2 separate regions of the Homo sapiens genome follow, and region 1 is linked to region 2. Evidence: chromatin contacts called from ENCODE Hi-C data. All regions are on one chromosome and are shown on one strand. The core of a region is the stretch at or near the end of the contact, and the rest is flanking DNA. Distances in the headings are between cores, read along the strand shown.

Region 1 (5,401 bases), core at 1,485-3,984, 390 kb after region 2:
AGGCAGCGATTTGTTAAAGAAGCTGCCTACCAATGGTTGGTAATCACTAATCTCTCCTTATTCTTAAATCCTATAATACTGATGGTCTGAACTCTCACGAGTATTTAATCATATGATCTTCTGATTCTAAAACGTTTTACATATTTGTTTTATATCACCAATAAGGCTTCAAGGGAGAAAGTGATCTGATACTTTCGTTGTATCTTGCAGAATAAAATGCTACCCTCAGAACAGGACATAAATGAACCCTTGAATGAAAGAACAGAATACTGCTCAAGAGAAAATAATCTTCAGCCGAGCATGGTGGCTCAGCACTTTGGGAGGCCAAGGCAGGAGGATCACTTGCATCCAGGAGTTCGAGACCAGCCTGGACCACACAGCAAGATCCTGTCTCTATTAAAAATAAAATAAAATAAAGAAGTGATCTTCAGAGTGATCTTATGCATCCTTCTGTTGTGGCCAATTTATAAGCTTACCATGAGTGCCATGCAGATTTGTTAGGAATGCTGGTGTGGCTGGTCAATTCTACTAGCATCACTATTACCAATTCTTGTTGGTGAGAAAACTCTGCAATAATGTAAGATCCTGACTCAAAGAATATTTAAATTATATTTACTATAAAGTATATTTATTAAGGCAACAAAAGAACCAAAACATTTTAAAAATGATTTTTTAGCAAATGTTGAAACAAGACAGGTTAACTCTAAGAATAGACAATTAAATTAACCAGAACATACTTACTTTCTGGGCATTGTGTTACTTTAAATTTCAGGGTATGGGTATTCATTATAGTCAGCTTATTCTTTACATAAATATAAATATCATTGATTACATTAAATTAAGGCAATGTAGAATTCAACCAAAATAGGGATAAGCCTAGTGAAGGGAGTGCTTTTCTAGACTCAAAAGAAACAATCTGCCATTTTGGTGCTCTCCATCTGGAAGCATTTGGTAGTGAGGACATGAGCCAGAAATTTAAGTGACCATCTTCTTTCTCTGAAGCAGTAACCAACTAAAATGTCCAATTTTCCTAAAAATAAACTTACCTCTCATAGTGATACCGTTAAAAGTGAATTAAAGCTTATGGGACACATATATAGTAAAAATCTCTGTCAACAAATATATCAATATAGTAGAATCAAAAAATGTGGGAAGATTTCTGTTTTCTATAAATTCCTCGATAATAAATAAAAGACTTGTATCCATGTGGACACAAAGAAGGGAAAAACAGGCCTAGTTGAGACTAGAGTGGGAGGAGGGAGAGGATCACAATTTACCCAGGTAACAAACCTGCATGTGTACCCTTGAACGTAAAAGTTAATAAAATAAAATACAGTTATCTGTTGCATAGCAACATTTCAGTCAACAATGGACTGCACATATGATGGTAGTCATTATTATAATGGAGCTAAAAAATCCCTATTGCCTAGTGACGTCATAATGTTGTAGCATAATGCATCACCCCCCGTGTTTGTGGTGATGTTGGTGTAAACAAACCTAGTGCAATGCCAGTCATATAAAAGCACAGCACATATTGGCCAGGCGCAGTGGCCCACGCCTATAATCTCAGCATTTTGGGAAGTCAAGGCAAACAAGTCACTTGAGCGCAGGAGTTTGAGACCAGGTTGGGCAACATGGTGAATCCCCATCTCTACAGAAAATACAAAAATGAGCCGGGTGTGGTGGTGTGTGCCCATAGTCCCAGCTACCTGGGAGGCTGAGGTGGGAGGATGGCTTGAGCCAAGGAGGTGGAGGCTGCAGTGAGCTGAGATTGCACCACTGCACTCTAGCCTGGGCAACAGAGAGGCCCTGTCTCAAAAAAAAAAAAAAAGCAAAGCACATACAATTATGTACAGTATATAATACTTCATAATGATAATAAACAACTGTTAATAGTTTTTATAAAAAACAACAACAAAGTTAAAAGACTTACACTTCTCCATTTCAAAACTTACTACAAAAGTAAAATATTCAAGATCATCTTATACTGGTGTAAGGGCAGACACACAGATTAACAGAATAAAATTGACAGTCCAGCAATAAACTGTAAATACAGTCAACCGATTTTCAACAAGAGTGCAAGATGATTCAATGAGGAAAGAGAGATGGTCTTTTAATAAATGGTGACAGAACAACTAGATAATCACATACAAAAGAATGAAGGTGGACCATTACCTTACACCATATATAAAAACTAAAAATGAGTGAAAAGTCCAGCTATCAGAGCTAAAACTATAAAACTGTCAGAAGAATACATAGGTGCCAGTCTTCATGACCGTGGGTTGGGTAATGGTTTCTCAAATACATACACCTAAACCACAAGCAACTAAAGAAAAAGTAAACAGATGAACCTCACCAAAATTAAAAACTTTGATGCTACAAAGGACACTATCAAGAAAGTGAAGAGACAACACAGATGGGAGAAAATATTTGCAAATCATATTTGAAAAAGGACTTATATCTACAGAACTCTTACAACTCAATAATAAAAAGACAAATAATCAATTTAAGAGATAAATTGTCTGGGCATGGTGGCTCACACCTGTAATACCAGCATTTTGGGTGGCTGAGGTGGGCGGGTCGCTTGAGCTCAGGAGTTTGAGACCAGCCTGGGCAACATAAGGAGCCTATGTCTCTACCAAAAAAATACAAGTTAGCTGGGTGTGGTGGCACGCACTTATAGTCTTAGCTACTCAGGAGGCTGAGGGTGGGAGGATTGCTTGAGCCCCGGAGGCGGAAGTTGCAGTGAGCCATGATTGCGCCACTGCACTCTAGCCTGGGTGACAGAGCGAGACTGTGTCAATCAGTGAATCAATCAAAGATTTTAGCTATTTGATACAACAAAGTACTACTATCACAAATATATTAAATAAATAAACTAAAAAGTTTAATAAGCTTCCTAATTCTACGTTATGGAAGTACGTGGGAGGAAAACTAACAGCACTAAGAGTTCTCAATGTCAACATCAGGAAGTGAGAAAGTACAAAACATCATCAGTTTCTGGGTTCACGTCCATCTTACTGAAGTGGAAAATTCTTTGTTTGCATTTATTATTATGTTCCCAAGAACAAAAAAAGAAACAATTCAAATTTCAAAAATATAAATTTTGAAAAACTACTGCTAAATCACACCATCTTTCTCATTTGTTCTATCCTTTTTCGAATGTGTGTGTGAGAGAGAGAAAGGAGTATGAATACAAGTTAAATACGCCATTTTCAGAATTTTTAAAAATAGACACGCTGCTTAAAAGTTGTAGCAATGGTTATCTTAATGTTTTTTCTATAAATGGAAGATTTTCTAAAATTACAAAATATTTATGGTATCAACCTTTTAAGACAAAATTGAATTAAATTACAAAAGTTTCCATCCAAACAGAAAAAATCCTAATGTCTGTTTTAGGCAACATACAGGAGTTTCAAGCAACATACAGGAGTTTCAAGCAACATAGAGTTGTCTAAACTGTATGTTTTTGGCAAAATATGATTATATTTTAAGCAACATAACTTGGATTTTAAAAAAATTACTGCAGAAAGGGCTACCACACATGCCAATTTCTCTTTATGCAAGGCTCTGCCAGGCTGAAAGTTACTATTCATTCATGTAAGAACAAGATTAGTAAGATTAAGTGATTAAGGTCTAACTCATGAAATAAAACTATTATTTATTATTAGATTGCAATGAATATTTTGATCCAATTCCATATATTTATAAAAACTGGTATAAACTCTCCACATTTTAATCTTGGCACCAAATTCTGATAGCAAAAGTCTGAGGTAGCACTTTAAATTTAAAAGTTCAAGACCTACTTTGGCAGTGGAGATAAAGTATTGATTAAACCAAACTCCCTATATTTGAATGCAATATAGAATAAGAGAGCAATGTAAATGTATCCATATAAATGTCAGTCATAAATAAAGCATTATAATAATTCTTAAATTGTTTTAATACATCTACATAACATTTAACATTTCTCAAATTTGCTGGGAAAATTTTGAATATTCTAAAGGCTCGTAAAAGATGATTTTTGCAAATGCAAACAAACGTACCTGCTAGTACAAGTCTGTCCTACCATTTGCAAATTTCCAAAGGTCCTTTCAGAAAAGCACACATGGTTTCCCTAGGAACCTAAAGAGGCTTCTCTGAACTTCCTGGCATTCGAGCCTACAGACTGACAGCTTTAATTTCTTCCTCATGTGGTCCTACTCCTTTCCTGCCCTCATTAAAAAAGTGGACACTTGCTCCTCAGTGTAAAAAGAAAATTTTAAAAATTAAAATTAAAAAAAAAAAAAGAGGAACAATAATGTGGATCTATGTTCAGCTACAGTCCTTTGGAGCCCTAAGTTAGTGCCAGGAAAATGTTGCCATTTCAGGTGGAAACCATGAAGATGCAAGGCAGTGAAGAACAGCCCATACTCATTTTGTCACGCTGATAATTCAGGTTTTAGAACATACAAGTCCTAAACTTTAAATTCTGTATTAGAAATTGTGTTTTTTTTTGTTTTTTTTTTTTTTTTTCAAAATTAGACCCATGGCATGAAAATGCATATGGGCCAATGATGTCACTGACAGGAAAACCCAGTGCAATGTGAGGCTGAGCTGTGAAGAGTACAGTGCCCAGTCAGGGGTACTACTTAGTCTGCACTGCAGAATACCATGCTGGGTTCTGAGCACAGGCAAAAACCAGGCGCTGACAAAAAGGGTCATGTCCACTGACCAAAAAGAACAAACAGCCTTTCTTTTGGAAAGGTTTGGAAGCCACAACCATGCCTGTTGAGGTCCAGGTGAAGAAATGAGGACTGTTCATTCTTGAAAGGGAGATAATTATAACCATGCAGCAGAGACTTCATTTACCTGGTACTTGAGTAAGGCAGCGGTCAGAAGGGAGTTTTTGTTTTTGCTTGTTTGTTTTTTTTTTAGACAGGGTCTGGCTCTGTCTCCCAGAATGGAGCACAGTGGTGCAATCACGGCTCACTGCAACCTCCGCCTCCTAGATTCAAGTGATCCTCCCACCTCAACCTCCCGAGGAGCTGGGACCACTATGCCCAGTTAATTTTTGTATTTGTTGTAGAGACAGGGTTTTGCCATGTTGCCCAGGCTAGTCTCGAAATCCTCAGCTCAAGCAATTGGCCTACCTTGCTTTCCCAAAATGTCAGGGTTACAGGCATGAGCCACCAAGCCCAGCAGAGGTAGATGTGGTTACCTTAATGATATTCTACAGTTAAAGCTTAAAATTGTAGAATGGTAGTAACTGCCACATACCAGAAACATTCAAACACAGCTAGATGTCCATCTGTTAGGGATGTTGTATTACCATGGAAATTTCAGTGTTACCTTTGATATTTATTTATTCCCATGTAATATTTCCAGGTACTAATGGGAATTTCATTTTTGAAACTTTTCT
Region 2 (4,901 bases), core at 874-3,373:
TGCTTTGTTGTCCAGGCTTGTCTTGAACTCTTGGCCTCAAGTGATCCTGTGGCCTCAGCCTCCCAAAGTATGCTGGTATTACAGGTGTGAGCCACGATGCTTGCCTGATACGACATTCTAATATGGTTTTTAATCCCTCTGGCAATTACAGAATTCAAGGCGTCCACACAAGATCAGTAGCACTGTGACTCCTTGTAACCTTTTCAGCTCTGATTAGTGTGGGCATGGGATTCAGTGGTAGAATCATGCCCCCTTGCTCCCATAGGCATTCACCAGGACTTATGACTCCTCATTTCTTCTGTCTTCATTTTCCTGCTATTGGCTGGGACTTCATTAGAGTTGCACTTGGCTCTTACTGGGCGAACATCATTTAGTAGAGGAAAAACCAGAGAACTACTCCTTCCTGTGTGTATACCATTGTATTACTGACTTGGTAGACAGTACATTTTTGATACTTAGAAAGTTCCTAGTTCTTTTGGACAAATCTGAAGAGCAGTCAGTGTGGATCTTTATGGACTTTATACTCTGACTGCTGTCCACATTTCTCAACTGAAGAGGGGTTCTCCCTCCAATACCTTTCCCTGACCATGCTCCACATTCTCATCGGAGAAGGGGCTGCCTCCCCGTACCTTTCCCCGACTGTGCCGCTGACATATCATTCATGTACTGTTTTGCAGTTGTGCTAGGTGACTAGACAGTTACCTTTTCTTTCCATAACTTGCCTGTAAACCATTACTTTCAATCCATGTGAATAATTTCATGACTAGCTAGTGAGTTTATATTAATATTTAAAAGTAACTGCAAGTTACCTATCTTTAAAAGCCTTCTTTGCACTGTAACTGTACATACCAAATTACCCCTCTTATCTTGGTATTATAGTTGAAGGAAAGCTCTGTGAAGGCAGGCATTTTTCATCTATTTTGCTAATGGCTGTATTCCCCCAACCTGCTTTGTTGCTGGCATTTTGCTGAAAGAATCATAAGGTTTTATTACATTTATACTGAAAGTGCTGCATGAGATAATCATTTTTAAAACTAAGGAGTCTTTCTCCCCACCCTCCATTAAACTATAACTAACCTGTTTAGTCTTCCAGGTTGCATATTCTTCTATAAGAAGATTGTGATGTATGTATTATTTCGTAAATTGGATTTTTATGCTAACCACTGTTATTTTCTTAAAGGCAAATGTTCTCTAGTTACCCAACTACCACTGTACTTCCCACACGTCGGGCACAGACTCCTCCAATATCTTCGTTACCAACCTCTCCTTCTGATGAAGTAGGAAGGAGGCAAAGTTTAACTTCTCCTGATTCCCAGTCAGCAAGGCCAGCTAACCGCACAGGTGCGTGTGCTGATATGCACTATGATATCCAAAGTTGGCATTCCAGATGTGTGGGACTTTATTATGTGGGCATTGTGTTTTGTCTTCACAGAAGGTAAAACAGTGATTTTAATGAAGGGGAACTGCCCCATTAAACTGAGCTATGATCTTCATGTTGAAGCTGTGGATTGAATTATGGCCATTTCGGAGAGAAATAATGTGCTGTACATTAGTCATATCAGCTCTTCATTTTTCCCAATATAGCCATTTTTAGTGTTGTAAGTTTCCCTTTAAGTACTGCTTTAGCTGCAACCCACACATTTTGAAATGCTGTGTTTTCATTTTCATTTAAAGTACTTTCTAATTTGCCTTTGATGTCTTCTTTGCCCTCTGGACTATTTGGAAGTATGTTATTTAGTTTTCAAATATTTGGGGGATTTTCTAGATATCGTTTTGTTACTGCTTTCTAATTTTATTATTGTCAGAGAACATATCTTGTATAATTTGAATCACTTTAAATTTATTGAGACTTGTCTTACAGCCTAGAATATCATCTGTTTTGGTAAATATTCCAAGTGCACTTGGAAAATACGTGTATTGTGCTGTTGTTGAGTGTTCTATAAATTGTTTAGCAGGCTCAAATTGGTTGATACTGTTGTCCAAGTCTTCTTTATCCTTTCTGGTTTTTTTGTCTACTTGTTCTGTCTATTATTGAGAGAGTGTTGTTGAAATCTGTGACGATAATAGTGGATTTTTCTATTTCCTGTTTTCAGTTTCTGTTTCATATATTTTAAAGCTCTGTCTTTAGGTTCATAAACATTTAGGATTCTTACGTTCTTTTAATGAATAGACCTTCTGTTATTATGAAATGCCTTTATCCTTGGTGATATTTTTTTGCCCTGAAATCTGCTTTCTCTGATGTTATAGCCACTCCTGCTTTTTAAAAATTGTTAGGATGGTTTGTCTTTACTCATCATTTTACTTTTCATCCATTTGTGTCTCTATATTTAAAATGGGTAAAGGCAGCATGTTGTAGTAGTTAGGTCTTGCTTTGTTTGTTTGTTTGTTTGTTTTTAGAGACAGCCTCTTGCTCTGTCACCCGGGCTGGAGTGACCTTGGGTCACTGTAGCCTCAACCTCTTGGGCTCAAGCAGTTCTCCCACCTCAGCTTCCCAAGTAGCTGGGACTACAGGTGCATGCCACCACACCCAGCTAATTTCTGTAATTTTTTGTAGAGACAGGGTCGTACCATGTTGCCCAGGCTGGTCTCAAACTCCTGACCTCAAGGGAATCTTGCTTTTTTTAATCCAATCTGATATTCTCTACCTTTTAATTGGGGTGTGTATGCCTTTTACATTTAATGTGATCATTGATATGGTTGGTTTTAAATCCACCTTCTTTCTATTTTGTTCCACCTGTTTTTTGTTCTCTTTTGAATTAATTAACTTTCTTTGAATTAAATAAGTTTTATTATTCCATTTTACCTCCTTTGTTGGCTTATTAGCTATACAGTTGACCCTTGAACATTGCAGGGATTGCAGCACCAACCCCCTGAACAGTTGAAAATCTGTATATAACTTTTGACTCCATAAAGATGAGAAGATATATTTACTATTCATTAAGTGGAAGTGGATCATCATAAAAGTCTTCATTATAGTCATATTCCCGTTGAGTAGGCTAGGAAAAGGAGGGACTAGTCTTGCTCTCCCAGGAGTGGCAGAGGCAGAAGAAAATCCACATGTAAGTGGACCCGAGCAGTACAAACCCATGTTGTTCAAGAGTCAACTGTACTTCGTTTTATATTTTTAGAGATTACCTTCTGGTTTATAGTATATGTCTTTAATTATCAGAGTCTACCTTAAGGTGATATTGTACCACTTCATATGTAGTTAAAGTAATAATTTTACAACAGGATGATTTTATTTTCCTTTTCTCATCATTTATACTTTTGTTTTCATACATTTCACTTTTACACATAAGCTCCATAATAAATTATTATTTGTTTTGGATAGTTTTTATAGCTATATCTTCTAATTCATTCATCTTTTCTTCTGCAGTGTCTAATGTTCTGTTAATGTCCAGTGTATTTTTCTATTCAGACACTATAGTTTTCATCAGTAGACATTTGATTTGTTTTTTTTTAATCTCATCTTCCGTGTTTATTTCACATGCTCAATCTTTCCTCTAACTTACTGAATACATGGAATAATAGTTGATTCTCATTATTAGCAATAGTTATGTTCTAAAAGGTTATTATGAACACTGAATTAGCAAATACTGAACCATTGCTCCTAGGAGAAATACAGGGTTAAGTTCCTGTGAACTTCTAGTTACATTTCCATCATCTGATCAGTATGCTGTATAATCTTGTTTTGTGCATCTTTCTGTTTAAAGATACCACATTTAATACATACTGTTTATTCACTAACATTGAGCTTATGGCCACCAACACTATAGCTCATCATGAATGAAGCTTATCTAACATATGTATTTTCTTCATAAGGCACATTACAGCATCCTTGTGCTTAGAAACACTAGACAGCACTTTAGCACTATGCTTGGGGCCATTTTAATCAGGGAAATCACCGACCAAAAGCATAAAAATGCGAAGAATGTAGCACTAAATAGACTATGAAAAGGACACTTGTTTTTCACATGAGAGCTGAAACATGAAGGCAGAGCATCACCTTGTTGGACCTCAGCTGTGAACACATATGTTGAGGGACTAAACTTTTTAGTCCCTCTGCATATGTCACAAATGACTACAAAAGTACATGAGTATTGATTTTGAGATTACAAATAAATTTTATTGAGTATACAGATTTACAAATATGGAACTTGGATGAGGAGTGGGTTATTTACATACTCTTATAGTACCTCTACACAAATCTTTACAAAGTATAACATAAATGGATGTTAGTAAAACTGGGATTACAGGTGTGAGCCACAGTGCCCAGCCACATATTCTGAGTAGAGGAAAATTTCATTAAACTTGGACAATACTAGGAAATTGAGGACTATGAAGACACTTTTTACTCACGGTATCTAGTGATATTTAGGTTCTTATTTCTCTTCCTTTTGTCTCAGCCTTGTCAGACCCAAGCAGTAGACTTTCAACTTCTCCTCCTCCTCCAGCAATTGCAGTTCCCTTGCTGGAAATGGGGTTCTCTCTTCGGCAGATTGCCAAAGCCATGGAAGCTACAGGTAGGATAAGTTTTTATATATCAGTGTATACAGATATGAGAAGTCCTAGCTTATTAAAGACAACATAACTTTTAAGAGGCTATGAAACTTGGTAAGATTTTTAACACTATATTTTGTTACAAGAGCATCATAGCAAACACTCTTATAACATAAAGACCTAATTCTTTGCCCAAAGTCAGCATCAGACTGTTTTTCCCCTGTATAGGTGCTAGGGGAGAGGCTGATGCCCAGAATATCACTGTCCTTGCCATGTGGATGATAGAGCACCCTGGGCATGAGGATGAAGAGGAGCCCCAGTCGGGCAGCACAGCAGACTCTAGGCCTGGAGCAGCCGTTCTAGGCAGTGGCGGGAAGTCAAATGATCCCTGTTATTTGCAG

Evidence for each region. Hi-C counts contacts between places; a loop is a spot of excess contacts on that map. Pooled maps may share reads with other maps.
Region 1: a map with no recorded cell type shows a loop between it and region 2 (13-fold over the local background). The contact joins two enhancer-like sites. A Hi-C loop is called at or near these places in 1 of 168 maps with a recorded cell type or tissue (naive thymus-derived CD4-positive, alpha-beta T cell), 1 of 37 single-sample maps with no recorded cell type and 3 of 50 pooled maps.

Annotation. Positions count from the first base shown.
Region 1 is chr15:63,280,649-63,286,049 of GRCh38, reverse strand. The region is part of intron 2 of APH1B (aph-1B gamma-secretase subunit); the gene reads right to left. Among named protein-coding and RNA genes, the nearest start is that of APH1B, 5.7 kb to the right of the region's middle. Within about 2 kb of position 2,734, at least 6 of the 41 ENCODE cell types and tissues checked have a DNase peak (open chromatin) inside an H3K27ac peak, as active enhancers do.
Region 2 is chr15:63,665,978-63,670,878 of GRCh38, reverse strand. It overlaps HERC1 (HECT and RLD domain containing E3 ubiquitin protein ligase family member 1), which reads left to right. Exons shown (of 78, transcript NM_003922.4): 40 at 1,181-1,341; 41 at 4,407-4,523; 42 at 4,729-4,901. Among named protein-coding and RNA genes, the nearest start is that of USP3-AS1, 68 kb to the right of the region's middle. RefSeq lists a silencer at 4,721-4,891. Within about 2 kb of position 2,123, at least 4 of the 41 ENCODE cell types and tissues checked have a DNase peak (open chromatin) inside an H3K27ac peak, as active enhancers do.